Regions from separate parts of the Mus musculus genome. Here region 1 is linked to region 2. The links are chromatin loops, found by intact Hi-C in ENCODE. Cell type or tissue: left cerebral cortex. All regions are shown on one strand. Links, peaks and the distances in the headings refer to the core of each region. The heading gives the core; the rest is flanking DNA.

Region 1 (5,092 bases), core at 1,306-3,805, 170 kb before region 2:
GGCACTTTAGGACAAGACAAAGAGCTGGGGCTTTGTGCTCATGGCAGAAGGGAGCAATGAACAGGAGAAACCGAGCTCCTGCTGTGTGGGGAACAGAACAGAAGGTCCAAGGGTGGAAGAAAGAAGATACAAGTGGCCACCATGGGGCCAGGGCATCATGGGACTTCGCTTTATCTGACCCCAGTAGCTTGCCACACTTTTTTTTTTGTTGGCTTAGTGTTCCTCATGTACAGCCCCTGCCATGCTTCCTTAGCCCCATGCTCTGTGTTAAAATTTTCTTCACTCTTGAGAATTTCCTACCCACGGACAATGACATATGAATGCACCGACTACCTCCGTTCCGCCCTCCGCCTCCCCTTGTGGCCCTACCAGCACAGACCCTGCCCAGCTCCTTAACCTACCATGGGCTCAGGGCATCCACGGGAGCACTGGAAGCCTATCAGTGACCACACCCTCAGTAAAGAGCAACGCTCCCCCACACGGCTATCTGCTCCACATGGTTTCTCTGCATGGATGGGGCTTGGAGATCATCTGCTTCAGCTAGAATCCCACCCAGCCCGATCCATTCAGGTCCTAGCAGCTGCTGTGAGCTCCCGGCAGTCTCTCATCCTTAGCATCTATTTCTTAGAGAGGAAAAAAGAAAAGAAAGAAAAAAGCCAGGCAGTGGTGGCCCATGCCTTTAATCCCAATCCCAGCACTTGGGAGGCAGAGGCAGGCAGATTTCTGAGTTCGAGGCCAGCCTGGTCTACAGAGTAAGTTCCAGGAGAGCCAGGGCTACACAGAGAAACCCTGTCTCAAAAAACAAAAACAAAAAAACAAACAAACAAAAAAAAAAAAAAAAGAAAGAAAGAAAAGAAAAAGAAAAAGGAAAAGGAAAAAAAAAAGAAAGGAAAGGAAGAGAGAATCTTATCCAGTTTCTTATCATGGCCTCCCCTTCCCAGCACCCACAGAACTTGCTCACAAGCAAAGCCTTCCTTCCCCGTGAGCCCCGTGAACGGAAGACTCATCCTAACAAGCCCCCGTAGGAAGCAGCCAGGAGGCTCCTGGCAAATCTTCATTGGCTGGCGGTCATTGCAACTCAAGATTCGGGCCGCTGACCTAAAAGACTTTCAAACAGTATAGTCAGCCAAAGCAATGGTGGGCAGTGGGCGCTGGGGGACATCACAGAACATGGAAAATTCACTCAGAACTTCTATGAAATGGGAGCACTCACCCACTCTCCGGATGGGAAAACCGAGGCTCAGGACTGTTGAGCCACTCGCACAAGAAGAAGTTCTGAGCTTGTGATGGGACTGCTTTGTCTGGTCCGTCTAGTCCTCTGAGCAGCCGCCATCTTTGTCAGAGTATCGCAGTTGGGCCTGTGGGCTGTTGACATTTCCTCAAAGAAGGAGGACTGGGGCGGGTCATGGGACCTTAGACTGAATGTCCAGCCACTCCTCCAGATCATTCCAGTGCAGTTTGTCCCTAATTGTCCTCAGGGTCTCAGAGAGGTGCTATAGTACACAGGTAGGAAAACTAACAGGAATGATCTTCATGCAGCTGGCGTGTGTATGTGGGTTGGGGTAGGGATGGGGTGCTGTGTGGGACACAGACCTCCTGATGCTTTAGGGTCACCCAGAGTCCTTTCTATGACCCTGGACTCAAGATCTGTAAGTAACCTAAGAAACTGGCTCCCTGGGGTGAACTTGGACTGGGCTGTGCTTTGTCACTGGGAACTCAGGAAGTTAATGATGTTCATATCTCTCTAGGCAGGGCTTGTCACACCTATCACGTCACGGCACCCACAGAACCCCTGAGGGTTACGCACAGTGTCTGGGGCAGCAGTCCTGCTGGGGTCCCTTGCATAGTGATCAGCGCCCCAGCATTTGCTGAAGACCTAGAGCTCTTCCTCTTCACACACGGCACGAGAATTTCAGAAACTATACAAAGAGACCCCCGCCCCCCCCCACACACACCCAATCACCAGCCACACACCAACCACGCTGGATGCTTCAGGTGCTTGCCTTTCTGCACGGCTTGCAGCCTGAAGGGCCTTTTATCTTCCAGGGAGCAGGGATAGCCTGCCATCAGGGGAGCAGCCGACAAAGGCCTCTGCCAGTCTCTAGCTGCTACCATGCTCACTGAAGCAGCCGGAGGTGGGGGTGGGGTTGACTCTGCCCCCCTCTTTGCTAGACCGGGCTCAGGTTCCCAGTCCTCGGGGTTGCTTTAATTTACTTCCACACACACCAGCGGTTCCCAGCCACCGCGCGGAGTCACTTAAGGGTGGTTGTCACTCGTCAGGAGTGCGAAGAAATAATGTCAGCTACGTAGTACCCCCCTCCCCCACATCCACAGGAGAGGTGCTCCAAGACCACCAGAGGATGGCTGAAGATGAGGAGACTGCCTGCCATCTCTCTGTATGTGTGGTGACGCCCTGTTCACATCCTGGGCGCTATCCACAACAGCGATAAGAACCGCCAGTTAACATACTATGCTGCGAGAAAAGGAAGTTACCGTGGCCCCTCCGCCATCGAGATGGCTCTCCCTGCACCTAGTGAGGTGCACGTAAATCGAGCAGGTCTTTGACAAACAGCCATACCGTGACCGTGTAGTGAGTAGAACCTGCCTCCGTTGCTATTGCGAGCGACCACGGACAGTCTGGACTCCGCTATCTTCTTTTGTTTTAAGATTTCTTTATTTTTACTTTATGGGTACCCGTGTCTTGCCTCCTTGTGCATGCAGTACCTCGGAAGGCCGAAAGAGGGTGCTGCATCCCTTGGAACGGGAGCTACAGAGGGCTGAAAGCCCACCTCAGTGCTGGGCTTTGAACCTGGGTCTTCTGGGAGAGCAGCCAGGGCTTTTAACCAGTTTTTCCAGCCTCCAAAGGAATGGTTCTGGCTCCAGTAGGATGTCAAGAGGCTTTGCTCATCCTACTCAAATTGTGTACAACAATGTGTATAAGTTATTGTTGATACTTCCTATGTGATACCCTCAGCCCAGTGTTGACTGCAGGTCAGTGGGACTATAGTACAGAGAAGGTTCCTAGAGGGGCACAATGCACTGGGTAGAAACTGGAGTCAGAAAGTTACTTACTTAAAAAGTAAACGAGACCATCTGAGGATACTATTTCCAGTGTGCACAAGCAACTAGGGGTCTTGCCTAGGTCACACACAGCCTGTTATCCCCAGGGAACAGGACCAGGATTCTATCTCAGGGGGACCCTGACTGATCTTACCTACCCCAGCACTGAGGTTCAAAAGTGGCCTTGGCTGCTCCAGGCCACCAAGGAGACATCTTTCTGGATAAGATCTCACGGGCAGCCCAGATGCTTTGCAAAGGTTCCTCGAAATATAGCAGAATACATATCTGAGTTTTTATTGCCCACGCCGTAATAGGAATATAACTTATGACTGCTGGCACGCCAGGCTTCGGCAGCCTCTATAAATCTGGCCCTCTGATCGAATCCACATGCATTTCAGCAGAGCTGGGCCCTCGGAGGGGAGCAGGGAAGGAACTGGGGCCAGAGCTTTTGGGGGGGGGTTAATCATAGTCAGAATATTAACCGCACATCCTGTTGAGTTCCTGTGAATAGATTCAGATGTCCCAGCATGAAGGTCTGATTCTGCACACAGCAGAACAGCAAGTGTCCAGAGCAGGCTCAGAGAGCGTCCTGAATGCTGTCAGCTTCAGTTTCAGACCAAGATTCATTTCCCCTGAGAAAAACAATGTTTCAGCCATTCCCGGGGTGGGGGAGGGGGGGTTTTGAATCACGGTGGAAGGCTTGCGACTCAGGATGAAGGCCAGGAGGAGCAAACCGATGGTTGGTTTCTTACTTCCAAAACAGGCTCACAATTTTCAATGAATGCTTGAAGGATTTTTTCTCTGCCTTATAACTTTGTTCCTTTCTTCCTTCCTTCCTCCTTTTTTTCTTTTTAAAAAGCAACATGCCAGTCTGTGTTTGGCTTTATTGGGTAAAAAGGAGGCCAGACACTAGTGGAGAAGGAAATAGAAACTGCAATTGAAGATTAAGATTTAAAGAGGAAGGCCAGGCACTGGTGGCACACGCCTTTCATCCCAGCACTTGGGAGTCAGAGGCAGGCAGAATTCTGAGTTTGAGGCCAGTCTGGTCTAGAGAGTGAGTTCCAGGACAGCCAGGGCTACACAAGACAGAGAAACCCTGTCTTGAAAAAAACAGAACAAAACAAAACAAAACCACAACAAAAAGATTTAGAGAGGAAAGGCCCAAGTGACTCCCGGGCGTTCCAGGGTCATTCTCCACAAGAATGGATTTGCCCCAGTACCACTGCTGTCCTTCACAGAGCGGAGCTTGCCCTGTGGTGCCTCCTGTAACATGACAGCTCTGAGGGGGACCAAGGATCCCCATTTCCCAGATGTGGAGACAGAGCCTAGTCCCACTCCCTTTCCTTTCCCTCTTTTAAACTCATGACCCTTCTTCTTCAGTCCCTAAGTATCTGGGACTACAGGTGTGCCCTTTCCCAATAGGTGTTCACCCAGGACTGAAGGGCCCAGCGGGCCAGCTCGTCTTTTTAATTATTGTTGGTGCATCTTCTGCCTTGCAAGGAGCTTTGTGGATAGATACTAACTGTCCAACCAACGGCCAAGCAAACACAACCGGAGCTGCACTGGCCTTCTTGAGCCAGATCTGCAGAGTTGACCAGTGAACTGGATCTTTGAGCTCTGATCTCTTTGCAAGGAGGAGGGGACACGGCTTGGGCAGTGGACTGGGTGAAGGTCCGCTTATTTCCACAGGGTTTCCCTGTCGATGAACAGAACAGAATACCCACAGTTTGGTTCACACAAGATGATTCCAGGCATCACTGCCTCTCCCTTCCCCTAGCCCCTCACTCAACTGTGTGAAGGGATCTCTTCTTTCCAAATCTCTCTGTATCTTTCCAGTCAGAGATTGAATCTGTAAGGTTCCCCTACAGGCTCGTGTGTAATACAACCAGTTACCAGCAGGTGGGGCTGTTTGGGGAGCAAGTTGTGGAGACTAGGAGTTAGTGTCTGACTGAAAGAAGTCACGTGGGGGCAGGGAAGCTCTTGCAGTGTACATTATCCCAGGTCCTTTCCTGTCTACTATGATGGTCACATC
Region 2 (5,092 bases), core at 927-3,426:
GGGGATACAGTTTGGTTGGAGGGGCAGCTCCTAGCATGCAGGCAGTCCTGTGTTAGCCTCCTGCACTCTTTAAACAGGTGTAATGCATACCTATAAACCAGCATTTGAGAAGAGGAGGCAGGAAGATTGGGAGTTTGAGGTCATCTTTGGCTACAAGGTGAGATTGAGGCAGCCTGGGTTACATGAGACACTACCTCAAAAGGGGGGGAGGGGCTAAAATGTGGTGATTGTGAAACCCACACATACACACTCACACACATGCATACTCACACTCATTCACATGCATGTTCACACTCACATGCACATTCATATTTACATACATACTCACACATGCACACTCACACTCATGCACACTCATACACATGCATGTTCAAAGTCATGCACATTTGGATACACACACATACATGCTTGCACATGCATACTCATGCACAGTCATACACATGCTCACACATTCACAATCACACGAACTCATACACATGCATGTTCACACTCACACATTCACACATACACATGCACACTCACACCCATGCATGTTCACACACCCAGGCACATTCATACACACACATATACATACTCACACATGCATACTCACACCCATGCACACATGTTCTCTGCCCCTAGCAGGACCAAGGTGGGAAGGACTCCTGTGTCTGGCTCCACCCACCATTCTCTGCCTCCTGACCTGGCTTTTCCTCAACTCTCATCTACCTAGAGGATATCTACTTCCCCCAGGGCTGGATCAAAGGCTGCTAACTGGGGAAGCCCTCTTTGATCTCTCTCCCCAGGCAGCTATGGAGTGTCCACTGCTACAGGTTCCCATTCCCCAGGACTCAGCAGAATCCTCAGACCTCCTGACTTGGTAAAACCCAAATGTGGGACCTCAGTGCAAGGGCTCAAGGGCTCCTCTCTATTGTGTGCTTGGAGTTATGATCCCAAGGCAAGAGGCAGATGAAGGATAGGAGTATATGTCTGAGGTCCTGGGGTCCTCACAGCCTCCTTCCACTTACCAGCTGTGGGTCTCAGAATGAGTTCATCAATCGCTCTGACACTCAATACTTAGCTCCAAAAGACAATGCAGAACCTCACAGAATTCACTGTGAGAATCAAATCAGAGTGTGAGTGTGCATGTGTATGAATGTGCATGTGTGTACATGTATGAAGGTGTGTGTTGTGTGAGTGTGTGAATGCGAACGTATGAATATGCATATTGTGAGTATGTGAGTGTACCTGTGTCTATAAATGTGCATGTGAGTGTGAGCATGCATGTGTATGGGTGTGCATGTGTGGGAATGTGTGCATGTGTGAGTATGTACATGTGTATATATGAATGTGCATGTAAGTATGAACATGAGTGTGCAAGTGTGAATGTGCATGAGTATATATGTAAGTTTATGAATGCACATGAGTTTGAACATGCATGGTATGAGTGTGAGTGTGCATATGTGAGCATGTATTGCATATATATAAGTGTACATGTAATGTGAATGTCCATGTGTATAAGTGTGCACATGTGTGAATGTGCATGTGAGTATGTGTGCATACTTACATACTTACACATGGAGTGATGTGTGTAAGTGCTTATTAAACATTATTAATGTGAATTGCTGTTCTGTATCATGAGATACATACTCCCACCCTGGGCTTTGTCATTGTGTAGCCGATACAGCAGCTATGTATGTTTTCCTCCTTGGTTCCCTAAAGGCAGACCATAGATTACATAGTCTTGTGTCCCTCTAAGTTAAATTTATTATCTATCTATTTGTGTGTGTGCACGCATGTGTGTGCACACGCGCACACGGGGACATCCATAGGATTATGCCGCAGCAGGCACATGGAGATCAATGGACAACTTTCAGGAAGGCCAGATGGACAGATGGTCTGTCACAGTTTGGATAGAAGGATGGATGAGTGGGTAGGTGTCCTGAAGGAAGATGACAGACTGGCAGATGGATAAAAGGGTGGATGGTTGGGTGGACAAACTAATGGGTGTGTAGAGGGTGAAGGTGTCAGATAGACAGACAGATGGATGCTTGGTGGCAGATATGCGTGGATTTTTGTGCCGTGCTCAAGTATCAATTCCACATGCCTAGGAGGTGGTTGGTGTAGTAAGTGCTGAGTCCCAAGGAGTGTGGTGGCAGACACCACCCAGAACCTCAGTGAAACTCCCGAGCTGCTATGTGGCTTGAAAGGCCGTCCCAGAGCCCCCACTTCCACTGGTAATGGACAACTGGGTCTCCCGTGATTGGCTGAGAGCATCCTGTCGCCCCCTGCTGGTGGCTATATGAAACAGCATTACCCAATAGTCAACCCACATCCAGGCCTCCCTTCTGGCAGATGGCCCAGAGTGGGGTAATCGACTTTTCTTACTCATGAGCCCTCTCCAAGGCCACCGTGTGACAGCAGAGATGTAGCTGTGGAAAATCAAAACGTTTCAACACCTCCCAGGAAAATCTGAGTTCCTAACCATCAGGCCCTCTCAGAAAGCCCTGACCAGGGGAAGTGGCAGCAGTCGATAGAAAGATACGGGCTCTTGCTTTGAGGCTATCTCTGAATTGTCAAAGCAGTGTCCAGAGTGTTTGTGGAGAGACGGGGTCAAAAAAGGTAAAGAGCTGTGGTTTGGCCAAGCAAGATGTCACTTACCTGTAATCCCAGCATTTGGGAGGTAAAAGCAGGAAGAACGAGAGTACAGGGATAGCCTCAGCTAGAGAGCAAGTTTGAATCTAGCCTGGGCTACATGGAACCCTCTCTAAAAACAAACAAACAAACAAACAAACACCCTGTGGTTTTAAATTGCAGTGCTACCCCACTCATCCTGGAAGCCCTCCCTTCCCTCACCTGTAAGATACTAGAGAATAAATGAGATTATATTCTATAGAGGACGCTCAGCCCAGAGCTGGCCACCTGCAAGCCCACAGCCAATGCTGGTCACACGGATGTATTGTTTACTAAGCCTGCTTCTCTCCCTTCCCATCTCCCACTCAGGCAGAGATGATGGCCCGTAGATTTGATTTCTGCCTTAGAACACAAGCCCCGGGGAGGTATGTCTTATCTCAGCATCTCAGCTATAGCTGGAACACAGCTGGTCTCCTTAGGGGAGTCATAGGAATGAATTTGGGCTCAGTGAAGTCTCAAGGTTTTCTTTGGCCTTAGGGGAACCCACGTATCTATGCATGTTTGATAAAAGTTTGTATACAAGGGAGGGGCAAGCAGCTGGGGCTTCTGCCCTGCTGGTGGCTTCTACATACAGATTCAATCAACCATGAGGGGGAAAGCATGGGGCTGGGGACATGGCTCAGTTGGGTGAAGAATTGACCATGCAAACATGGGGACTTGAACTCAGCAGTGGAAGGGCAGAGGCAGGAGGATGCACGGAGCTCACTGGTCAGCCAGTGTTGCCAAACTAGCTTCCAGTCTTATTGAAAAGACCCTGTCTCAAAACACAACGGGAGTAACTGACAAAGTTACTCAACATTGAACTCTGGCTATAACACACACATGCACACACACACACACACACACAGAGACACACACATACATACATACATACATACACACACACATACATACCAGAGACACACACAGATACATACTCATAACACACACAGACAGACAGACACAGAAAGAGACATACATACATATATACATACATGAACACAAACTCATACATACAAACATCCATACACATAAACACATACATACATACCAACTCATACATACATATACACACATACATGCTAGAGAAACACAAATACATAAACAGACACATACAGGCACACACATACATACCAGACACTAATACATACACACGGACACATACAAACACATACATACCAGACACACACACACACACACAAGCACCCACTGGGTCCATACTGAATGCACATTAAAGTTCTTTTTTGCTATTACTTTTTAAGTACTCCTGAGCACTGAGATTGTATTAGGTGTTCTAGGCCATGTGAGATATGTGGAGACCCATGGGAGGATGTGTGCCCATTCTATACAAACCCCAGACTCCAGCACAGTGATTGAAGCGCCCCAGTTCCAGTGAGGCAGAGAGTGGAGGCGGGGTTATGCACTCCTGGAGGCCACACAGCCCAGCTCTCCAAGAGCTTCCAGCCCTCTCGGGGCCTCCGCACACCCCCTTGAGGTTGCACAGGACCTCTTTCCATTCCGGGCTTGGGGGCGGGGGGAGGGGGGCTCATGCCTGTTTCCACTGTTTTACAGGTGGTAGCCCGGTGGCCTGAAGCTTGACCAGATGGAGTCCTTTCAGCACATGTCCACAGAAGGTGGCATACAGCTTGGCCACCTGTTAGAGATAGAGAAGAGGCCAGCATCAGAGCTCTCTCCGTGAGCTAATCAGACTCAACAGCCCAAGGGGCTAAGAAGGGGTCAGAGTGACTTTGCAGCCGCCAGTCCTTGTCACTAGAGTTCTTTAGCCACACTCTGGGTGAGGAACAAAATGTGAGGAATGGAGACTGCGTCCTGTAAGTCCCCTTTCTTGACCCCAAGCAGCTCACCTTGACCTTGGGATTCCAGCAACCTTTGTCCTTGTCACCTCTGGACTCAGCTAGGTGCCTGGCTTGATTTCCTGCTACAGTGTCTCTGTGGAGGGATCAGAGAGCGTCAAGCCCTTGCGGTTTCATTCTTGAGAAGTCCCAAGAAGCCACGCCCTCCACGCCCCTTCCCAGCCATCCACCCAGCCAGCCCCAAGTGAGCAAGTCCGGAATGATCCTGCTATGGCCAAGCTCTGGTTCAAGTTCCAGCGGTGTTTCCGGTATTTCCGCAGGAAGCCGGTGCGCTTCTTTACCCTGCTGGCAATCTACCTGACCGCTGGGAGCCTCGTCTTCCTGCACTCGGGCTTCGTGGGCCAGCCTGCGGTGCCCCAGAGCCAGGCCAGCCCCGCAGCGGGGAGCCCGGTAGAAGGAGCGGAGCTGCCTTTCCTGGGTGATTTGCACCTGGGCAGAGGTTTCCGGGACACGGTGGAGGCCTCCAGTATTGCACGCAGGTACGGACCCACATTCAAGGGCAAGGACACCAGCGAGAGAGCCAAGCTAGGCGACTACGGAGGAGCCTGGAGCCGAGCCCTCAAGGG

What was found. A loop is a pair of places that touch in the nucleus more often than their neighbours do. Peaks named below come from ENCODE experiments on the same cell type or tissue, not always from the same donor. Only the 100,000 strongest peaks of a DNase experiment are listed, where the experiment ranks them.
Region 1: a loop joins it to region 2, with 2.6 times the contacts of the local background. A loop is called at or near these places in 6 of 42 quality-filtered maps.

Annotation. Positions count from the first base shown.
Region 1 is chr5:113,371,003-113,376,094 of GRCm38, forward strand. No RefSeq gene overlaps it. Among named protein-coding and RNA genes, the nearest start is that of Aym1, 16 kb to the left of the region's middle. In left cerebral cortex, for the core only: a CTCF peak has its summit at 2,733; a DNase peak (open chromatin) is centred at 2,726; H3K4me3 peaks cover 637 bases; H3K27ac peaks cover 283 bases.
Region 2 is chr5:113,546,199-113,551,290 of GRCm38, forward strand. It overlaps Wscd2 (WSC domain containing 2), which reads left to right. Exons shown (of 9, transcript NM_177292.3): 2 at 4,225-5,092. The coding sequence starts at 4,737. Among named protein-coding and RNA genes, the nearest start is that of Gm52822, 4.6 kb to the left of the region's middle. In left cerebral cortex, for the core only: a CTCF peak has its summit at 2,274 (motif pointing left); DNase peaks (open chromatin) are centred at 1,990 and 2,320.